2 separate regions of the Homo sapiens genome follow, and region 2 is linked to region 1. Evidence: chromatin contacts called from ENCODE Hi-C or POLR2A ChIA-PET data. All regions are on one chromosome and are shown on one strand. Each heading gives the region's core, a stretch centred on a gene start or an enhancer-like site at or near the end of the contact. The rest is flanking DNA. Distances are from core to core; before and after follow the strand shown. Region 1 has its middle 50 kb from the start of MITF. Region 2 overlaps MITF (melanocyte inducing transcription factor).

Region 1 (5,714 bases), core at 3,111-5,610:
TTAAGTCAAACTCAAAGGGCTGTAAAAGAAAATGCATCTTGAAGCTGGAGCAAAATCTAAATGGAAATCAGATGACTTAGGAGAAGAAAAGCCAGCACATGACTCATAAAAATACCCCTTGAAAAGGAAAGTTAGAAAAACAGAGAAACATTCAAATGAAATGAATTCTACTAGTTCAGAGTCTGGTCCAACAGAAGGTTCCTCGTGGCCTGTCAAGTCACAGACACGGGGGGATTTGAGATCCTCTCTGCCATAGCTCCCTCCATTGAGTTGGGGAGGTTAGGCAGATGGCTGCTGTGTGTGTGTGTGTGTGTGTGTGTGTGTGTGTGTGTGTGTGTGTAGCTGAGCAAGATAAATGTGGAGCTGCCTCAGGCCGCAAGTGAGTTACCTGATTCCCAGTCTCCCTGACTCCCAATTCTCAGTCCATCTGCCTGCCAGGCCCTGCCTGGGCGTCCTGCAGTGTAGAGGCTTCCGGTCCGTGTGGGCCTAGAGTAAATACCACCTGCTCCTTGGCTGCAGGTGTTGCAGTAGCTAAGATGAACTGCAGCCCTGAGCAGTTCATCTTAATGAGGAAGGGAGGAAGGAAGGAAGGGACTTTACTGAGTACAGCAAAACTCTTTAACCATTTTGAAAGGACTCTTGCTTTCTCTGCATGGCAGTGTTCTGCAAGGAGTATTGGCCTTTATTATTGGATTATGATTTCTTTCCCCATCCCATCTTGTGTGATGGAGGAGTAAAGGTTTTAAAGGCATGGATTCAAGGCTTATTTTTTTCCTTGGTGGCTGAATGACCTTGGGCATATATCTTTTTATCCTAGTTTTCCTGTCTGTAGGTGGAGAAAAATAACATTTCTCTAGGTATTCATGAAGACAGAGATAACCCCTGGGAATTCCCAGAAGATGGTTTAGCACATAGTGTGTGCTCATAATAAACGTTGCTTGTTCCTCATTACCAGAATAGGGAATAAACGGTTATAGGCACAGAGGACTTAAGTCCTTACTCAAACTCAAACAATATTTGGTAGCCAAGTCGCGACTAAGATTCAACGCTTTTGCCTTTGCCCTCAGTGTGGATGCTAACCTAGGCTATTCTGTCTCCCTGCAGCCCACCCTGTGCTCAGTGGCAGCTGTGGTGGACAGTCTCTGATGTTCAAGTGCCTGAATGGCTCTGCTCTCTGTTTTAGGGCTTTCTCTAAAACTGCAGAAGTCACTCCATTTCCAGCAGGACAAACATGGAAGTGTGGGGTGGGAGGGGGTTCATATACTCCAGAGGCAAACACAACCTATGCAAGTCAGAAGTCAATACAAAAGGCCCTTCTGAGGTTCCCTTATATGATTAAGCCCCAGTTGCCTAGAGCAGTAACTGGCTTATTCTATACGTGTTACTGGCTTTTATCCCTTTCCTTGTCTTATTCCTCTCCACTACCTCCTTCTGCTTCCTGGGTCTCAGATAAACCATCTGCACCCAAGTCCTTATCTTAAGCTCTGCTTTGGGGAAACCCAACTAAGACACCATTTGTTTACTCTGTCTTATGTAAGGACCCTACATGGTTTTGCTTTTTGCCTCTATTCTTAGGACTGTGAATACCTTACCCAAAGAAGAACGTGTAATAAGTTTATTGAGAAGGAACTATGTGCCAGACAATGTGCAAAGGAAAAAAAGTTAATACAAGTCTAATGTAACAAAAAAAGCTTCTCCTCCCCCTCCCCCTCCCCCTCTTCCTCCTCCTCCTTCTCATCCTTCTTCTTCCTCTTCTTCTTCTTCTTGACAGAGCTTTGCTCTGTCTCCCAGGCTACAGAACAGTGGTGTGATCTCAGCTCACTGCAACCTCTGCCTCCCAGGTCCAAGTGATTCTTGTACCTCAGACTCTGAGTAGCTAAAATTACAGGCTGCTCCACCACACCTGTCTAATTTTTGTACGTTTTAATACAGACAGGATTTCACCATGTTGTCCAGGCTGGTCTTGAACTCCTGGCCTCAAGTAATCCACCACCCTCAGACTCCCAAAGTGCTGGGATTACAGGTGTGAGCCACCATGCCTAGCCAACTTTTCTTCTAATCGTGCTGGTGTGAGTTATATCTGTGGAAGGACAAATAAATCTACCTCTTCCTTCTTCATACAGAGAGTAAAGGGAATAGCCAACCAGGTCTGAGATTCTAATCATATTAAATAACAGACGGGATGTCATAGGCTCTGTGGCTGCTTTGCCGTGCCAGAGGACAAAGGTCCTGGGTTAGATGGTTTCTTCTAGAACAGAGCCCCTTAATGAGCCTTTGGAGATAAAGAGGTAGGTGCAGTGTTAAGGTGGGAGCTGAAGAGCTAAAAACACAAATGTTTAGGAAGAGGTTATAGGTGACTATAGGAAAGAAAAAGTTAGCAAGGTCTGGGAATGCAGCAAGGGAAAGACCCCAGGGGTGACATGTCCAGTGACAAATTTCCACAGGGAAATACCGAATGAGCCTTTAAGTACAGGTAGTGTCTTACTCTCTTTGTGTTGCCATAAAGGAATACCTGAGACTGGGTAATTTATAAAGAAAAGAACTTTATTTGGCTCACAGTCCTGCAGGCTGCACAAGAAGCATGGTGCCAGTGTCTGCATCTGGTGAGGACCTCAGTCTGCTTCCACTTATGGCAGAAGGCAAAGGAGAGCTGGGTGTGCGGAGATCACATCACATGGCCAGAGAGGAAGCAAAGCAGAGATGGGAGAAGGTGACAGGCTCTTTTTAATAACCAGCAATCACGGGAACTAACAGAGTGAGAACTCACTCACACCTTCCCCCTCCTGAAGGAGGACATTAGCCTATGCATGAGATATCTGCCCCCATGACCCAAACACCTTCCACCAGGCTCCAACTCCACCACTGGGGATCAAATTCTCACATGAGGTTTGGAGGGGCAGATGTTCAAACCATAGCAGGGAGGTTGGCTTGATTGATGTATTGTGCTGGGAGATAATTACCCTCTGCTGCCCCTAACCAGTTTTGGGCATGGGCCACACAATTGTCTTGTGTTAACCAACTCTTGATAGGGATGGATAATGAAATTCTCCACATTTCCTTCAACATGGGGCAGAAAAAGATACAGAAGAAACAGGAAATCAGAGAAGCTACTGGAAGAAAAGCAACTCCCCCACTAAAAATACCGAGGGATCCCTGGGTTTCATGTATAGAGGGGAGGGTGAACTTGAGCCAGAATTTTCTATAAGGTAAAGAGACTCAAAAAACTGAATTTTAGGGTCTGGGGAACACCAAATGATTGTATTACAAATTTGTTATCCCATTTAATTCTCAGTGAGGATGAAGAGGCTCAGGGGAATTAAAATGACTGGTCTGAGGTTTCAAAGGTGGAATTTGAACTCAGCTCTGACTTCAGAGCCTCACATTACAGGCATGCTCCAATTGGCTATGTTAGACCAGAAAATGATTCAGTTCTCACTCAGATATACCCATTCCATTTCAGACCAGGCTTTTTAAATCCCTGGTTTAAAATGGTTTTCACATGGGCTAAAAATATAAGATAAAGGACTTGAAGATTCATCAAATTTGTTCTTCCCTCTTTTACCCTCTAATCATCAGAGAAGAAATTAGTTCTTCCTTCCACATTTTATTCATCTTCAAAATCTTGAGTGGGTCACATACATGCACACACACACACACACACAGACATACACAGAGAATCTACCTGGGAAAGTGAAAACTGACGTTGTGTATACGCCACTGCATTTCTTTGCTGATCAAGTACAGAAGGAAATGTTTGGTTGGGTGCTTGAGACTTCTGTACAGGAACCAGGGATCAGGTTGTTGAAATGATACCCATTCTAGTATTTGAATTGTGTCAGAAAAGAACAACATGGCCTGTGGTCTTCCATGCATACATTCAGCACAATAAAAAAATCTCTTTAAGGTTTCCAACGATTTCATATCATGGTATAGGAGAAAGCATTCATTCATTCATTCAAGAAATACTGAGTTCCTTCTATGCGTCAGGCACTGTTATAGTCACTTGAGATCAAAGCAGACTAAAAAAATCATTTCTGCTCCTGTGAAGTAACAAAGAAAGACAGAAAATAAACAATAAGAATAAATAAGTGATACAGTGTGTTAAAAGGCGATAAATGCAATGAAAAGGGGAAAAACTAGCGTGACATAAAGGGGAATGGGAATGGGTAGGTTGTGAATTGCTGTTATAAATAGGGTAGGCTGACTACGACTCATTGAAAACGTGACAGTTGTGGCTCGAATATGGATAATACATGAACAAAACAATTAGAAAGCCTGGGGAATGTTTCTGATTCTGGCTTTTGGCATCCACATTCTGAGCTGGAAGCTTTGCCTGTCTCATGACTGTGTCTGTGAAATTCCACAGGGAGGCAGCATGTCCTAGTGATGACTGCAGCCTTGAGGGATTTCCAAGGTGACGGCTTTTGCTTCCAATTACAGAGGAGGGTCTAAGGAATCTGTCTTTGGACTGTTTGTAAAGGCACTTTCCCTTTCCTGATTTCAAGATGTTAGCTAGACGTGGCTGCATGGCTCTTTGTAACCATGACAGCAACACTTGCTTTCACATATTGAGGATTTAATACTATATGCCATATGTTAAACGCAATATCTTCTGTAACCTTCTTTTTTTTTTTTTTTTTTTTTTGAGACGGAGTCTCGCTCTGTCGCCCAGGCTGGAGTGCAGTGGCGGGATCTCGGCTCACTGCAAGCTCCGCCTCCCGGGTTCACGCCATTCTCCTGCCTCAGCCTCCCAAGTAGCTGGGACTACAGGCGCCCGCCACTACGCCCGGCTAATTTTTTTTTTTTTTGTATTTTTATTAGAGACGGGGTTTCACCGTTTTAGCCGGGATGGTCTCGATCTCCTGACCTCGTGATCCGCCCGCCTCGGCCTCCCAAAGTGCTGGGATTACAGGCGTGAGCCACCGCGCCCGGCCTTCTGTAAACTTCTTATAATTTCTGGGCTTGATCTTGTTATAATGTCACCATTTCTCAGATGAGAATTCAGAGGCTCAGAAGCACATCGCGAGAGAATGTGGGAACCAGGATTAGCCATAAAGTCTTTGGAAAATCTTTGGATGCTAAGTTGATAGAAGAAAGGAATCTTTTTAGATGGGTTTGTGAAACCTAGTTGTTTCAGATTGGATTCGGTTCAGTGAATTTGAAAGCTAGAAGCTTGAAGATCAGCAACAACAGGGTGATAGTAATAACCAGTTTCATTGAGCAATACCAAGTGCTGTGCTAAATGCTTCACATACGCCATGTCATTCAATCCTCAATCACAGTGCTGAACTGCTTCAGATGAGGAAAAGAAGTCACTGACTGTGTGCTCACTGCATGGCAGGCATTGTATACATTGCTATATCAATGTCTCTCCCAAAATCACTTCATTTGTCAATGTAAGATGTCATCATTATAAATATTCAAACAATACAAAATTATGTTAAGGGAAATAAAACAAAGTCAAAAATCTCTTTCCCTAATGTTAACCCCCGCCAACGTGAGAGTCTATATGTATTCTTCCCAAATTAAAAAAGTAATTATCTGTATCTGAAGCTATATCAATGTAACAGTTGAACATTGTGAATTTTTTAAAAATAGTGTAGTATAATATGAAAATTACATCTCTTTCAATCTCACTACCTAGAAATAATTTCTTATAGCATATTTTTTCTGGCAATAGCTACTATAACTTTAAACAATATATTTATGCTTTT
Region 2 (5,453 bases), core at 2,253-4,752, 100 kb after region 1:
AAAAGATTCCTGTTTTCACATGGATCTCCTACGTGTCCAACATTACATTTTATCCTACAAAAATTACACCACTGATAAAAATAAAATAGTTATTATTGAAAGGCATAAATAACAAGAATGGTGGTGGTAGCCAGAAGTTACTGAGTGCTGACTGTGTGCTGGGTAAGCGCTGTGCTAAGTGCTTTATTTGCATTGTTCTGTTTATTCATCACAGCAACCCTGTGAAGGAGATGCTGTCATTATCTCTGTTTTGAAGATGAGAAAACTGAGGTTAAATAAGGTTCACAAGGCTGCATAGACAGGCAGTGGTGGAGCCAAAACTTGAGCCCAGATCTCTTTCATTCTGGGACCTGTCTTCTTAACCACTATTTTCTTTTTCTTTTTTTTTTTAATTATTATACTTTAAGTTTTAGGGTACATGTGCACAATATGCAGGTTTGTTACATATGTATACATGTGCCATGTTGGTGTGCTGCACCCATTAACTTGTCATTTAGCATTAGGTATATCTCCTGATGCTATCCCTCCCCCCTCCCCCGACCCCACAACAGTCCCTGGTGTGTGATGTTCCCCTTCCTGTGTCCATGTGTTCTCATTGTTCAATTCCCACCTATGAGTGAGAACATGCGGTGTTTGGTTTTTTGTCCTTGTGATAACCACTATTTTCTCTCTCAGAGAAGCCACGATACTTTGAGTATGCTATATACCTAATGCTAAGTTTAAAATTTCTGGAAAGTTGCATTATGTCTGTAAATTCTTCTGCAGTTAGTGCTTCTGTATACTACTAGTGGTAGAAGATTGAAAGAGAACCCTTAACATCTTGGACCTTGGAAAAACTTGACCCAGAAGTCTTTCACCAAAAATTTGCATTTACCTGAAGAGCCAAAGCAATTTTGAGAAAGAAGAACAAATTTGAAGGACTCACACTTTCTGGTTTCAAAACACATTACAAAACTACAATAATCACAACAGTGTGGTATTGACATAAAGACACACAAATAGACCAATGTAATAGAATAGAGAGCTCAGAAGTGAACCCTTGCATATACGGTCAAATGATCTTTGACAAGGGTGCCAAGATGATTCAATGAAGTAAGGACAGTCTCTTCATCAAATGGGGTTGGGAAAACTAGATAGATGCAATGGAATGAAGTTGGACCCTTATCTTACACAAAGTACAAATATTAACTCAAGATGGATTCAAGACCTAAATGTAAGACCCAAAACTATAAAACTCCTAGAAGAAGATGTATGGAAAAAACATAGTGATATTGAACTTAGCAATGATTTATTGTATGTAACACCAAAAGCACAGGCAACAAAATAAAAAATTGACATAGGACAGTCTTCTAGGTGCTAGAAAAAAAAAGAAAACAGATGAATGCTACTCCATTAAACTTAAAATCTTTTGTGCATCAAATGACACAATCATCAGACTGCAGAGACAAACTGCAGAATGGTAAAAAGTATTTGCAAATCATATATCTAATAATTGGTTAATATCCAGAATGCATAAAGAACTCCCACAACTCAATCACAAAAAATAAAATAACCTGATTAAATAATTGGCAAAGGACTTTAAGAGACATTTCTCCAGAAGTGGTATACAGATGACCAACAAGCACGTGAAAAAGTGCTCAATGTCACTCATCATCTAAGAAATGCAAATCGGAACCACAGAGAAGTATCACCTCATACTCATTAGGATGGCTACTATTAAAGAAAAATAATGACTCTTGTTGAGAATGTAAAGAAAGTGGAACTCTTGTGCACTGTTGGTGGGATTGTAAAATGATACAGCTGCTACGGAAAGGAGCATAGAGGTTCATAAAAAATTAAAAATAGTAATCCCAGCACTTTGGGAGGCCAACTCAGGTGGATCACTTGAGGCCAGGAGTTCGAGACAACCCTGGGCAGCATGGCAAAACCCTATCTCTACTAAAAATAAAAAATTTAGCTGGGCGTGGTGGCACACACCTGTAGTCCCACATACTTGGGAGGCTGAGGCGTGCGAATTGCTTGAACCCAGGAGGCAGAGGCTGCAATGAATGGAGATCGCACCACTGCACTGCAGCCTGGGCAACAGAGTGAGACTGTGTCTCAGAAAAACAAACAAACAAACCTCTCATGTGATCCAGTAATCCCAGTTTTGTGTGCATGTATATATATATATATATCCAAAAGAATTGAAAGCAGGGTCCTATAGATAATTGCACATCCATGTTCATAGCAGTGCTAGTCACAATAGCCAAGAGTGGAAGCAACCCAAATGTCCATCAGCAGGTGAATGGATAAACAGAATGTGCTGCATACATACAATGGAGTATTATTCAGCCTTAAAAAGGGAGGAAATCCTGTCATATGCCATGCTACAACATAGATGAATCTTTAGGACATTATAGTAAGTTAAGTAAGCCAGTGACAAGAAGGTAAATACTGTATGAATCCACTTATAGTAAGTTAAGTAAGCCAGTGACAAGAAGGTAAATACTGTATGAATCCACTTACATGAGGTATGTAGAGGAGTCAAACTCATAGAGACAGAAAGTACAATGGTGGTTGCTAGGGGGAGGGGGTAGTGGGAAAAGGGGAGTTGGTATTTAATGGGTATAGAGCTTCAGTTTTGCGAGATGAAAAAGTTCTGGAGATCTCTTGCACAACAATGTGAATGTAATTAACATCAATGAACTGTATATTTAGAAATGGTTAAAATGGTAAATTTTATGTAACATGTTTGTTTATTTGTTTTTTACCACAATTTTAAAAATTTCACATTTATCACCTGGCACTAATTTTACTACTTCATTGAGTATTTCAACATCTTACTTGAAGTTGCAAACCCCAAGGCCACAGGCTGAATGTGGCCCATGGACAATCAGTTTTTGACAAATGTGAAATAGTGGTCAATATTTTTTAAAAATTAGGAACTTTCACATCAAAACCCCTATATCTCGCTTCTCTTGGAAAACTGGAGAATCTGGAAATTCCAAGTCCCTAGTCTGTCCAATCAACAAATGGCTGTAGCTGAGGAGCAGCACCCCACTTTCAGTCCTAGGCATGAAATTCAGATTCATTTCTCTCACTCTCGAATTTCTTATACAAGACCCAAGTCCTCGTGCAGATATACTAACTTCCTGGCCACAGTATTTGTAGGTTTAAGATATTAAACTTCTTAATTCCAAATGCATCCAATAATAATAGACCGTAGATGGTGGATGCTCTGCGAGCTCCCACACTAACTTCTTTTTAGAGACACTAATTTCTAGGTTTCTGCTTCTGTTTGAGGTCCTAGAGTTATCATCTCTGTATTTCTATATGAACAAATATAGTCCCAATGCCCTTTTTTCTTTTGCCATTTTGCGTACAGCAAATGTCCTGCAAGTCATGTTCTAAATATAGATGTGTTAAATTTCAAATGTGAAAGTTTTTGAAGGGTCTAAAGCCAGTTTGCTAATCAGGGAAATGCTGTGATTGGCGCCAGCACTTGCAGTCCCTGAGGGGGATTGTGAAATCCGGCCTCCGCAACTGTGATTCAAGTCTGGGATGAAAGAAAACTCCATGATCGCTGAAGAGCTCTCCAAGTTGTTTTCTTCTTAACAGCGTGGTGGTGGTGGTGGTGGTTTGAGTGTCATAACAGAGAAAAGACAAATACATGTTCCTGAGTTCATTTTACTAGTACTGGATTAATAGTATGGTAACAAATCATTATTTTGCAAGCAAAAACAACCATGTTTTGCAATTCTTTATGTGCAAGTTGTAAGAAAATGCCTGTCAATAGAAAGGAATCTAGAGACCCAAGAGGCTCAAGACCTCTTCATGGCAAGTTAAGAAGAATGGCTACTTATGCAAAATATAAAAACCTTGGGTATTTGAAAGTTCAAACTGGCACAGTTTTTTCTCTTTTAAATCTTATTATTCTGTTGTTTTTCAAGATAGGGCTGGTGGCATCTAATGGCAAGTAGAGGCAAAATACTGGAATGCAGCAGTTGTGCGTTTTTCAAAGCTATGCACTGCATGACATCCCTGTGTGTGCATTTAAGTGTGTATGCAAGAGGCATTATTAGAACTGCCTATATGTTTCATGCTGGGTCTATTTCATTGGTGCAGTAGAACTTGGAAAATGCAGTTTCATGCTTTGAATAATAGTGAACAACAGTAGAGGAGGCCTTAGTTTCCAAGACTGGTGGAGCAGAGGTATTCGGGGAACTTTCTGGGAATGAGACTTGGATAATTAAGTTGCTGTGCCCTGAGAGTTGCTCCTTGAAGTAGAGACGGATGTGCTGAATCCTCATCTGTACTTGCCAGAAGTGAAGCTGTCATCTAGCACAGTTGCTGCCTCTGTTTTTGAAAAGAGATATGACTAGTTGATTCCATCACTATCTGATGCAGAATTTTCAAAGATGAGTAGTGGATCAGAGAAACGAAACAAAACAAAGCCAACTGAACTAAACTGTGTTGCTAGCTGAAAGGGTCTGATAGTGAGCAAAGGGCCAGATGTTTGGAGTTGCTTTCTTCAATTTTATTTCACTGCTTTTATCCATTAAATTGGTCAACAGCAGCACTCACTGGTAAAAATAGGAACAACAGATTCAAGTTTTCCTATGTGCTGTTACAGTGATGCCCTTTTTTTCTTTCCTCTCTCATCTCCTTGCTTTTTCCTTCCCTCCCTTCTTAAGCTCAAGCTTTCATTATATGATTTTTTTTTTAAATTCCAAAAGAATAACGATAGTGTATAGATAAAATGTGGTTAATTTCCCTACTCACCATCCCTAATCCTACTCTTCTAAAGAAATCAATATTAAGAGTTTGGTTTATATCAACAATCCTTCCCCAACCCATGCAAATAAGATATGTATCTAGAGAAATTTGTTTTTCTAATTTTTACAAAAGTGGACTCGTTCTGGGTACAGAATCTTGTAACTTGACTTCCCTGGCATTATTTTATTGGCATCTCTCCAAATCAGTACATTTAGCTCAAAATCGCTACTTTTAATGGCTAATTTTTTTAATAGTATAGTTTTATCACAATTTATTCATAAAATTCCTTATTGATTGATTCCTCTGCCCCACTAAAAATTTCCTCTCCTCCACTAAAAAGATAGCATTGCATATTTTAATTACACATACATATTTTTAAAGCTTTACCCTGTATAATATTTGAAGAGGAAAATTAAAGGGTTTCTAAATGTTTCATTTGCTTTATTACTTTAAATTTTTTCTTGTTTTATGGGCTAAAGTCTTTAGCTTTTTTTTTTTTTTTTTTTTTTTTTTTTTTTTTAAACAGGGTCTCCCTCTGCCACCCATGCTGAAGTACAGTGGTGCAATCACCGTTCCTGGGCAACCTCGATTTCCTGGGCCGAAGTGATCTTCCCACTTCAGCCTCCTGAGTAGCTGGAACTATAGGCGCTTGCCACCACACCTGGCTAATTTTTTTGTATTTTTTGTAGAGATGG

Evidence for each region. Hi-C counts contacts between places; a loop is a spot of excess contacts on that map. ChIA-PET counts read pairs that join two places held with the same protein, here RNA polymerase II (POLR2A). Pooled maps may share reads with other maps.
Region 2: a loop to region 1 is called in a map of Caco-2, with 29 times the contacts of the local background. The contact joins two enhancer-like sites. A Hi-C loop is called at or near these places in 93 of 168 maps with a recorded cell type or tissue (A673, Caco-2, Calu3 and 49 more), 4 of 37 single-sample maps with no recorded cell type and 38 of 50 pooled maps. POLR2A ChIA-PET finds 5 or more read pairs at or near these places in 3 of 52 experiments (AG04450, BJ and MCF 10A).

What each region holds. Positions count from the first base shown.
Region 1 is chr3:69,686,896-69,692,609 of GRCh38, forward strand. No RefSeq gene overlaps it. Among named protein-coding and RNA genes, the nearest start is that of MITF, 50 kb to the right of the region's middle. Within about 2 kb of position 4,361, at least 2 of the 41 ENCODE cell types and tissues checked have a DNase peak (open chromatin) inside an H3K27ac peak, as active enhancers do.
Region 2 is chr3:69,787,754-69,793,206 of GRCh38, forward strand. All of the region lies in intron 1 of MITF (melanocyte inducing transcription factor), which reads left to right. Among named protein-coding and RNA genes, the nearest start is that of MITF, 51 kb to the left of the region's middle. Within about 2 kb of position 3,503, at least 12 of the 41 ENCODE cell types and tissues checked have a DNase peak (open chromatin) inside an H3K27ac peak, as active enhancers do.